Linked DNA regions of Mus musculus: region 2 is linked to region 1. The links are chromatin loops, found by intact Hi-C in ENCODE. Cell type or tissue: heart. All regions are shown on one strand.

The links. Hi-C counts contacts between places; a loop is a spot of excess contacts. Peaks named below come from ENCODE experiments on the same cell type or tissue, not always from the same donor. Only the 100,000 strongest peaks of a DNase experiment are listed, where the experiment ranks them.
Region 2: it touches region 1 in a loop (7-fold over the local background); 6 of 42 quality-filtered maps call a loop at or near these places.

Annotation. Positions count from the first base shown.
Region 1 is chr10:93,333,625-93,338,624 of GRCm38, reverse strand. Gm17745 (predicted gene, 17745) reads right to left here and starts at 2,414. Exons shown (of 3, transcript NR_038014.2): 1 at 2,284-2,414. In heart, CTCF peaks have their summits at 1,930 and 2,174; DNase peaks (open chromatin) are centred at 1,744 and 2,294; H3K27ac peaks cover 3,476 bases.
Region 2 is chr10:93,416,578-93,421,577 of GRCm38, reverse strand. No RefSeq gene overlaps it. Among named protein-coding and RNA genes, the nearest start is that of Gm40742, 12 kb to the left of the region's middle. In heart, no CTCF peak of the experiment used is centred here; DNase peaks (open chromatin) are centred at 2,757 and 4,467; H3K27ac peaks cover 792 bases.

The DNA of each region.
Region 1 (5,000 bases):
ATTCTTTCCTCTACCTCCACCTCCACCTCCACCTCCTCCTCCTCCTCCACCTCCACCTCCACCTCCACCTCCACCTCCACCTCCACCTCCACCTCCACCTCCACCTCCACCTCCACCTCCACCTCCACCTCCACCTCCACCTCCTCCTCCACCTCCTCCTCCTCCTCCTCCTCTTCCTCCTCCTCCTCCTCCTCCTCCTCCTCCTCATTCTCTTCCTTTTCCTCTTCTTTCTCTGTTTTGTTTTTGGGGATTTTGTTTGTTTTACTTTGTTTGTTTGTTTGGTTGGTTGGTTGGTTGGTTGGTTTGGTTTGGTTTGGTTTGGTTTTAGAGACAGGGTTTTTCTGTGCAGCCCTGGCTGTCCTAGAACTCACTCTATAGACCAGACTGGCTTTGAACTCAGACCTTTGCTTATCCATGACATTTCTGCCAACTGTTCTGTCTTTCCTGTGGGTCTTTTCAACTTCCTTGATAGACAATGCTTTTGAAACACAAAAGTTAGGGAGAGTCTCTTCCTGGTTGGTTGTTTTGGTTTGGTTTGGTTTGGTTTGGTTTGGTTTGGTTTGGTTTTTTTTTTGTTTTGTTTTGTTGTTGTTTGTTGTTGTTGTTTTTCAAGGCAGGGTTTCTCTGTGTAGTCCTGGCTGTCCTGGAACTCACTCTGTAGACCAGGCTGGCCCCGAACTCAGAAATTTGCCTGCCTCTGCCTCCCAAGTGCTGGGATTAAAGGCGTGTTCCACCACTGCCTGGCCTCCTGGCTGTTTTTTAAAACCTGTTTATTATAATCTCCTTTCTCTGAGCCGATCAACACAGAAAAGCCCTGCTGTCTCAGGTTGTAAGGAAGCAGCAAGCAGGAAAAGAAACTTTAGGGTTTGGGAGCAAGTATGGCCCAGACAACAGAGTTTTTCTTTCAAGGACTTAACTCTTGAGCAAAGAAATAACTGCTTCCACATTGTCTATCACTATGGCATAGAGACACTACAGAGGAGACCTTTGGCAAGTTCTTCAGGAACATCAAATGGGTACCCTAGACTAAACTTGGGGGTAGGAAGGTCTCATCATACATAGTCAAGGGTGTGGACCTGCAGAGAAGTCCACCAACAAGGTCATCCTACAGAGCCTGAGAGGAAGGAAGCTGGAAGGTTTCTCCCAGCCTACAAATATCCTTTCTCAGTGTGAGAGCCCAAGCATCAAGCAGCCTGAGCACTGGAAAATGAGACCGGAGCATAGGCTCTTTGATCAGAGGAGGAGCTGTGGGCTGAGGCTGACATGGCTTGGCAAAATCACAGCTACTGTTGAGTGGAATGATACTGCTTTCTGACTCTGGTGGTGTTGAAGGTAATAAGTGGAATGACTTGTGTCATGACTCTACCGAGGAGTGGCTTCCCAGGGTCTAAGCCTGTGCGCCAAGATGAAGCAATTTTGAGTAGTGAGGCCCCTCTGCTCATGAAATATAATAAAGCTCTATGTAACTCCTGTGTTTAGGGTTTACATGTGAAATGACTGCCTCTCTTAAAATGTTATCATCTGGGGGGGTCACTTCCATAGGACACAGAGCACCTGAACAGAGCCTCTATCCCATCAGATCAACTTCAGAGACTGAGCCTGTTTAAGTAGAAGGTCGGGGGTTGGCCACAATCACCAGAATTCTTAAGATATGTCTGTGGCTTCTGTGTCCCACACCAACATTCAACCTACCCTGCCAGGCAGTTGTAAGTGGGAACTGCTAGTTTATGTGAACTCCAGGCAAAGGAGTTTCCTTCCTCCAAGGGCCTGTGCATTTCCATGAGGCAGAGAGCAGTGGTCACACCCAAAGATCTCCACTTAAAACGGGCTCATTTTCGATCCTGAGGGTCCACCTTTGTGTAAATGTAGGGCACGTTCATTTCAGGGTAAACCTTGTGGTGGTAGGGGATACATCTGAAAAACAGAATAGAATCCGTTTTTCTCCCCAGAGGGACAGGCAGGGGGACTCTCACTTCCTGTCAGTTCAATGAAAAACAATGATGGGGGGGGGGGTGAAAGGGGAGGAAAAAAAAAAGAAATGGAGCCCTCCCTTTTGTGTCTGGCCTTCGACATGAACTCCTGATAAGATCCTGGAAAACAAGCAACATTTCTAACAGCCTGTTTGCCCTCTTCAGCTGAGAAAACAGCAAGAGCCAAATCGAGGGACAGGGGCGACCTCTATTGTGAACGTGGCCAGGCGGACTTTTTGTCGCCAAATGGCAAAGCCCGAATGACTGAGATAAGGAATATAATAACATTTTCACATGAACCTTGCATTCTTACCTCTTCTATAGGAAAGGAAGGATATCCCTGCAGGAAGGAGGAAGTGGGGCCCTGCCCATGTCCGACCGCAGCGCAGGGACTGCATTGTCCAGGCCTTCGTGGTGACTCAGGAAGAGGGTACGGAAGTTTCGACAGGAAAACAGAGAAAAGTTCAAACGTAAACAGCGTCCAAAAAAAATTTACCAATAGCACACTAGATTTCCTCTCTGGGCCTTCCTGTGTTTCAGAGCATCTCTGGGCTGGCAGATTTTAATCTCGGCTTCTGTTCACCTTGGTAACCTCCAGCAGGGCGACCATACTGTTTCCCTCCTCAGTAAGTCAAGAGGATGTGTTTGCTATGGCAATGGAAACAAAAACAACCCCTTTCCATAGACTGTATCCTGCCTGGCCAGGCCGGACTCTGTTCTTTCTTTTCCATTGGTCATTTCTGGGGAGGGTAGGAGCTTGCCCTGATCTGCATGTGGTAATTGGCAGCTTGTGGTTAGCAGGGCTTAAGCAAGCCCAGTGCTCAGTGCCCCCCTTCTCAAGGCAAGGGTTTAGTTGGGCTGCCCAGTTTAGCCTAGGGATGGGTTTTGAGTTTCACTCCTAAGGGCATTTGGGGAGTTGAACCTGGTCCTTCCCAAAAGTTCCAGAGGGGTTGTGATTTCCTTCCCCACACCCTGTATTCTGTGCTCCCAAGGGACGCTGCATGGTGACTCTGGGTTTAAAGTTAGGAAAATCGAGGCTATAACAGAAAGAAACAGTCCCACTGCTGAATCTGAAGTTTAGCAACAACAACAACAACAACAACAACAACAACAAGACACAAAAGACAGTGGCTTCAGAGTCTCCTGCCCTCCGTTCAGTCCCAACCCTTTGTATGGAACCAAAATGGCTCTCTTAGGGGAGCTGGGAAGATGGATGACAGGAGAGAGGGGGAGGGAGGGAAAGGGAGAGGAAGAGAGGGAGAGGGGGAGAGGGGGGAGAGGGGGAGGAGAGGGAGGGGGAGAGAGAGGAGAAGAGGGAGGGGGAGAGGGAGGGGGAGAGGGAGGGGGAGAGGGAGGGGGAGAGGGAGGGGGAGAGGGAGGGGGAGAGGGAGGGGGAGAGGGAGGGGGAGAGATGCTATATGCTGTCAGACTCCCTGCTGAGTGCTAAGGTCCGTGCAAGGGCAAATCTTAAACAGAGGGAGTTTCTCTCTGCTTTCCCAGACACTGAAAGCCTTACAACAGTAGCTAAGAACTGCAAAGGCACTTCTAAAGTGGTCTTAGCGGGGGCTGCTAGGCACTACAAGGAACACTGGTAACCTCTGAGATAGACCTGGTCACACATTTCAGGAACAGTTACAGGTAATAGACATACTTCTCTCATGCTGCGGTTATGGGAAATTAAAGAACCCTCTGTCCACTCAAAACTGCTCTTAAGCTCAAGTGTCTTTCACAGTCCCTCCATGGAAGAGTTCCAAGTGGGCTGCTATAGCGTTTTAAGGGATATCTTTTTCTGAACTGCCTTTTCCAGAATAAACGACCACCATAATGTTCAACCAGGGACCAATTCTTCACTTACGTATGCAAAGCAAACTGTGGCTTGTTCTTTAGATATGCTTCTCACTACAGAAAGCTTTTGTGTGTACCTCTGGGGGATGGGAGAATAGTGCATAGAAACCCCAGGTGCACCAACAGGGTGACCTCGAGTTATAAAGCTGGTTTCAAGCTGTTTGAGATGGATTGAGGAAGTTCAGCTGAGAGCAAGGCCTGCATCCTTAGAAAATAGGACACAAAGATCAAAGATCATATTCCTGCCCCTTATGTATAGTGAACAACTGTTGATTCCATCCATCCATCCATCCATCCATCCATCCATCCATCCATCCATCCATCCATCCACCCACCCACTCATTCATCCACCCACCTATCCATCCATCCATCCATCCATCCATCCACCCATCCACCCATCCACCTATCCAACTATCCATCCATTCATCCATTCACACATATCTTTTATTGAGATATTGGGCACTGAATTAAGTTTTAAGGACAATTGAGGAGGGCTTAAATATAATTTAGCAGCTAGTGGCAAGGCATTGGCCCCACATCAGAAAGGACCCTGGAGACCTCATGGACATACTGTAGGCAATTTCTGTCAGATGGTGGCTCTGTGTCACTTGGGGGCATTTTAATATGACAGTAACCATCACAGCTGTGTGGCAGCATGACAGCCCACTACACCTTGAGTTCAGTGGTGTATAATGCACAGATTCCAGCTCTGAGAGCTGACATTCGAGGTTGGCACCTCTCAATCAGAAGCCACTGCCAGGGAGAACTATATGCATCTTAGGTTGATTGGTGCTGGTCCTACAGAGGCCAAGGAGGGTCTTAGTTCTGTAAGAGAGAGCAGCATGGGTAGAGGGACTGACTGTTGCCTTCAACTTGGACAAGAGTTTTGTTGAGAATGACAAGCAGAAGAGAGACTGCTCTGGGATTCTGAGCTCTGTTCCACATGGCTCAACAGGAGGTCACTTCTGCCAGGAGAAGCAGGCCTGCCATACTCTGAAACCAGTGGGCTTTGCTTTTGAGTGGGAGACCTTCAAAGCATCCAAGCAGACACTTGGCTTCTTCTGAGCTCCAGCATCTCATCTAACACCAAGACCACATTCTTTTCTGTCTGCACAGAGACTACCTCATTTGGCTCTCCATCAGTCTTCCCATAGTACCTTTCCAGAAGCAGAATCGTGGATCTGT
Region 2 (5,000 bases), 83 kb before region 1:
CCTCCCCCTCCCCTCCCCCTCCCCCTCCCCCTCCCCCTCCCCCTCTCTCTGTGTTAGTATCAGTGCAGGTCATAGTTCAAGTATAGAGGTCAGATGACAACTTCCAGGAGTGGGTTCTTTCCACTTTGTTTTTGAGACACGGTCAGTCTCTTGTTTTCACCACTGTCCAGGAATTTCTGGCCCACTCTCCCGTCTCCATCACTCATCCCTTGAGTTTGGATGGGTGCGGGCATCCAAACTCAACTCCTCACGCTTGTGCAGCCAACATTTGCTGACAGACCCATCTCCTCAGCCCAGAGTAGAAGCCTTTTGCTGTAACCCTCCTGGAAGCGGTGAAGAAATTCTACAGAGAGACATGTGCGTCCTTACCCCTGGCTGTCTGGCTCTTGAGATGCTATATACCAAGGAATTGGAGTTTCCCTAGGAATGGCACAGTGGGAAGGGGGAGGGCTGAAGCCAGGTGACAGCTAGAGGAGGATCTTGTCTACCAGGGAGGGAATTCCCACGGTTCTGATAACGTGTTGGACCAGCTTGAAAGGTGGAAACAGGCTGAGACAAGGTAGGTAGTCATGGGTAGCACTGACCAGGATTGCTTAGTTATGCGTACTTCTTGCCCTCTGTTTAAACCTAAATCTCATGTCTGGGCCCCAAAGATAGACTTGAGGAGGTCACTGGGCCTCATTGGTGTATCCTCTTAGTGTGGCCATATTGGATAAATCTCCTTTTTTTTTTTTTAAAAACAAAACAAAAACAAAAACAAAAACAAAACCTTTTTACCACTACATGTGGCTTTAATATTGAGGATAAGTGGCTGAGCTTAGGTGTTAAGGGTGACAACTCTAGTACAATCATTGTGTCCTTATGCTGGTGACAGAGGGATAAGTCTTGTTCCCCCGACTCCCCCCCCCCCCACACACACACACGTGGCAGGAGAAACCCCATGGCCTCAAGAACCTTTTATAAGATCTTTCATCCCACCATGATAGAGAACCCTTACTACCTAACCAAAGGCCCCTCACCTCCTAATACCATCATAAAAAATTACATTTCAATGGTTATTTCAGTGGGTATGCATTTCATCCATAGCCATATGATAGCTATAGCTTGAATTTTTAGAGCACATTTTTATACTGTTTTTCATGATGACTGCACCAATTTACATCCCCACCAACAGCGTGCAGAGAACAAATATTTTTATAGCATAACTGTATCCCATGCAATATTCAAGATGCTAAGCTATACTAAAACTGGCCAACCTTTATTTAGAATTCCAACTTCAGGGAGCATCCTGAGTTTTTGATTTGCCAAGGCTGGCGGGTTGCCTCCACCAAGGGATTCTCTGAAGTTCCAGCTGTTGGGCTTCCAGGTTCTGCCAAGGCTGTGAATTAGAACGGTCTCTCCTGGTGCTGCGGTTCCATCAACCCCAGGTAGCATACTCAGACTCTTAAATATCACTCAAGTTTGTCACCGATGGTCAGGGATCTGGTTTTGTTTACAGGTATCCTGCTGGTGACAGCAGTAACTTCTTCAATAAGACACCCACAGTGGCAAACAGCCTGCCTCATCGAACCTTCCAGATAAAAACAAACTGCAATCCGCTCAGGTAGGAAAGGTGCTGAACACAACTCAGGCCTGGTAACCTGACTCCTTAAGAGAACTTTGGGGCATGAGCGAGCGAGGGCCTGGATCCTGTAAGGAAACTGCTCAGGCAGTTGATCAAAGGTTGGCCATTCTGATTTTGCCATTTCCTCCCTCTTTTGTTCTGGGCTTTCTCAGACAAAGGCAAGTTCTGAGAGGAAGAAGTCAGACCACAAAGGTTTTGTAAATAGCTAGAAACTCTACCCAGCTGGGTTATAGTCCCTTGGCTGCAGCCTTAAAAAAGACCTAGACTCAAGTAATGCTCTGCAGAAAGGAAGGACCTGTTGGCATCTCACCCCTGGATAAAGTGGTTGAGAAAGTGGGCTCAAAGTGCTGGCTGCCTAAGCCGGAGTTCTATGCCTAGAGCAAGTATAAAAAGCCAGGCAAACCCGTGCATACCTGTCACCCCAGCACGGAGGAGGCAGACACAGGAGGATTCCAGGGGGCTTGCTGGCCAGACCGAATAGCTGAATCAAGGTCTGGGTGGGATTCTGTGTCTCAAAAATATTGAGAGTAAATGAGGAAGGCACTGGGCGTTCACAGCCTCACACCTGCATATCAAGCGCGCATGCGCGCTTCACAGAGCGAGAGAGATGCATACACCCGAAAGAAAGGGTTAAAGAGCACCTCTTTGCCTCACCTAGCCCACATTCAGTCCTGCTTCGTTTGCTTAAGGATGTGAGGAGATTGAAAGACTCGAATCTGGGTTGATAACTATACTGTGCCTATCTACCCTGACAATGCAAAAACACCCACCCGAGGCTGGGGTGGCAGGCGGTCTTGTTCGTGTCTCCCTTGATGGAGGCAAGCTGCCAGAACCCCAAACACACACAATACATTGGCTTCAGCTCAAAAAAACCCATCATTCATTGCCAACAACGTCCCCCACCATCACTGCCCACCCCTTCCTGGAAAAAGTGATGGAGAGAGGGTAAAGTCGGCCAACGCCAACACCACCTGGCCTCGCAGCGGACCTGGATGCTGGTCCGGAAGCCGCTCTGTCCCAGTGCATAGACTGAACCTCAGGGATGTGCCCTGGGCAGCAAACCCTTCTCACAGTATTCTCTTCCTGAGGGGTGGAGGAGTCACCTCTGTTGACTTGGGCCTCTCTGACCCGGGGCGACATGGGAAATGGAGGCCAGGAGGGTGACACTGGGAGGCTGAGCTATGAAATGCCACCATCCGGCATAGGGAGGGATGCATTGTCCCTGAAAAGGAAGGGCCACTTCCCACCACACCTAGCCACTGTACAACCTGATCAGGGCTCTTAAATCACTTTAAAAATACTTTGGAGAATGTAAATCGTGTAGGTATTTTGCTCGAATGTATGTCTGTATACCACTGTGAGCCTGGTGCCCTCAGAGGTCAGAAGAGAACACCACCCGGAACTGAAGTTACAGAGAATTATTAGCTTTCAGGGGGGTCCTGGGGATCAAACCTGAGTCCCCTGGGCAGTCTTAACATCGGGGATATCTCTTGAACGTGTAGGAGATTTTTCCTTTTCTTCTCCTTTTCAGCAATGGGGTAGGTGGATCCAAAAGCATACTCAGAGAGTTTCTTGTTAAATGTGTCACGCTGAAAGTTCACAGGGACCCCAGCAGTCATGGACTGGAGGTTGGGCTCTGACGGAGGCTCTCTTACTCAGATGCACGGTAAACAGAAGTTCTCAGACATCTGTGTGGTACTTACCTCTTCAGGGGCTTCCAAACCCCACAGGAAGGAGAACACGGATGAGATCTGGCTTCCCTCAACATGCCACCGCAAAGACTGAACAACCTACCTCCTCCTCCTCCTCCTCCTCCTCCTCCTCCTCCTCCTCCTCCTCCTCCTCCTCCTCCTCTTCCTCCTCCTCCTCCTCTTCTTCCCCCTCCTCCTCTTCTTCCTCCTCCCTTCCTCTCCCCACCTTCCCCTACAAATAACAATCTAAACAAACAGCTACTTAAACAACAGGAGAACTAGACAACAATCCACAGCTTTCCTTCTGTGACAGACCTGGTGCTGGAGACATTGGACCTATTGATATGACATCCAGGAGACCCCAGTTTGGGGACATTGGACTTACTGATGTGACATCCAGGAGAACCCTGTTCCTTCTCTCATTTCCCAAGTTGCTCTCTGTGGTGAATCTTCCATGGGTCGCTGACACAGTTCTCCTCAGCCCTTCTGTTAGTCCCTTGTCTTGCTTCAGTGTCACCCTCAGAGAAACCTCTCTGGACACCTCTGCCTTTGACTAGCCTTTTGGTCACATGGCTTACTGTTTTGTTCCCATTTAAATGTTCTCTTAATTATGAGACAATGCATTTAATACATGACTGCTTCAAGGAAATCCTTTCCATGTGAGTTGAATACCCCTCCCCACCAACCAAAAAGGCACAGTAAACTGGGTAGTGGTGGTGCACGCCTTTAATCCCAGCACTCAGGAGGCAGAGCCAGGTGGATCTCTGCTGGTCTACAGAGTGAGTTCCAGGGCAGCCAGGGCTACACAGAGAAACCCTGTCTCCAAACAAACAAACAAACAAATAAACAAAAAGCAATTTAAAAAACGCAGTAACCTATTGGCCACTCCTACTTCCAAATATTTCCTTATTTGGAAATAGGGTGATTATAGATTGTAGTTAAGATTAAAGATCTCTCTGGACAAGAATAGACCCTTAATCCAGTATTACTGGTGGCTTTATAAGGAGACATCTAGGAAAGAAAAGAAAATACAAAACCATTAAACTTTGGCACTCGGGGAGAAAGCCACATAATGACAAAGGCAGGAGGCATATAGTTTCAAATAGAGCACCGCCACCAGACTCTAGCAGGAAGAAGGAGGGAATTCCCTCCGGTGTTCTCAGGAAGTGTAGTGCTGACAACACCTTGACTTGGGATGTCCCAGCCTTTAGAAAGGACACATTGTGATTGTTTGTGTTACTTAATGACAAGAACACATTCTGAGCAAATGGTGCGTTGGTTAGCTATATGCAAGTTGACACAAGCCAGAGACATTTGGAAAGAGGAAACTTCAACCTGAGAAAATGCCTCCAATCAGATTTGGCTTGTAGACAAGTCTATAAGGTATTTTCTTAAGTAATGATTGATGTGGGAGGGGCCATCTCTAGGCAGGTGATCTTGGGTGGCATAAGAAAGCAAGCTGAGCAATTTAGTTAGGGGAGCAGGCCAGTCAGCACTGTCCCTCCATGGTTGGTGCTTAAGTTCCTGCCCCCGGGTTCCTGATTTGAGTTTCTGGCTTGTTTTCCTCTTTATTGGACTGTAACCTGCAAGCCAAAGAAACTCTTTTGTCCCCAAGGGGCTTTTGATTATGGTGTTTTAATATAGCAATAGAAACCTAATTAAGACAAACAGCTGATTCCATTGTG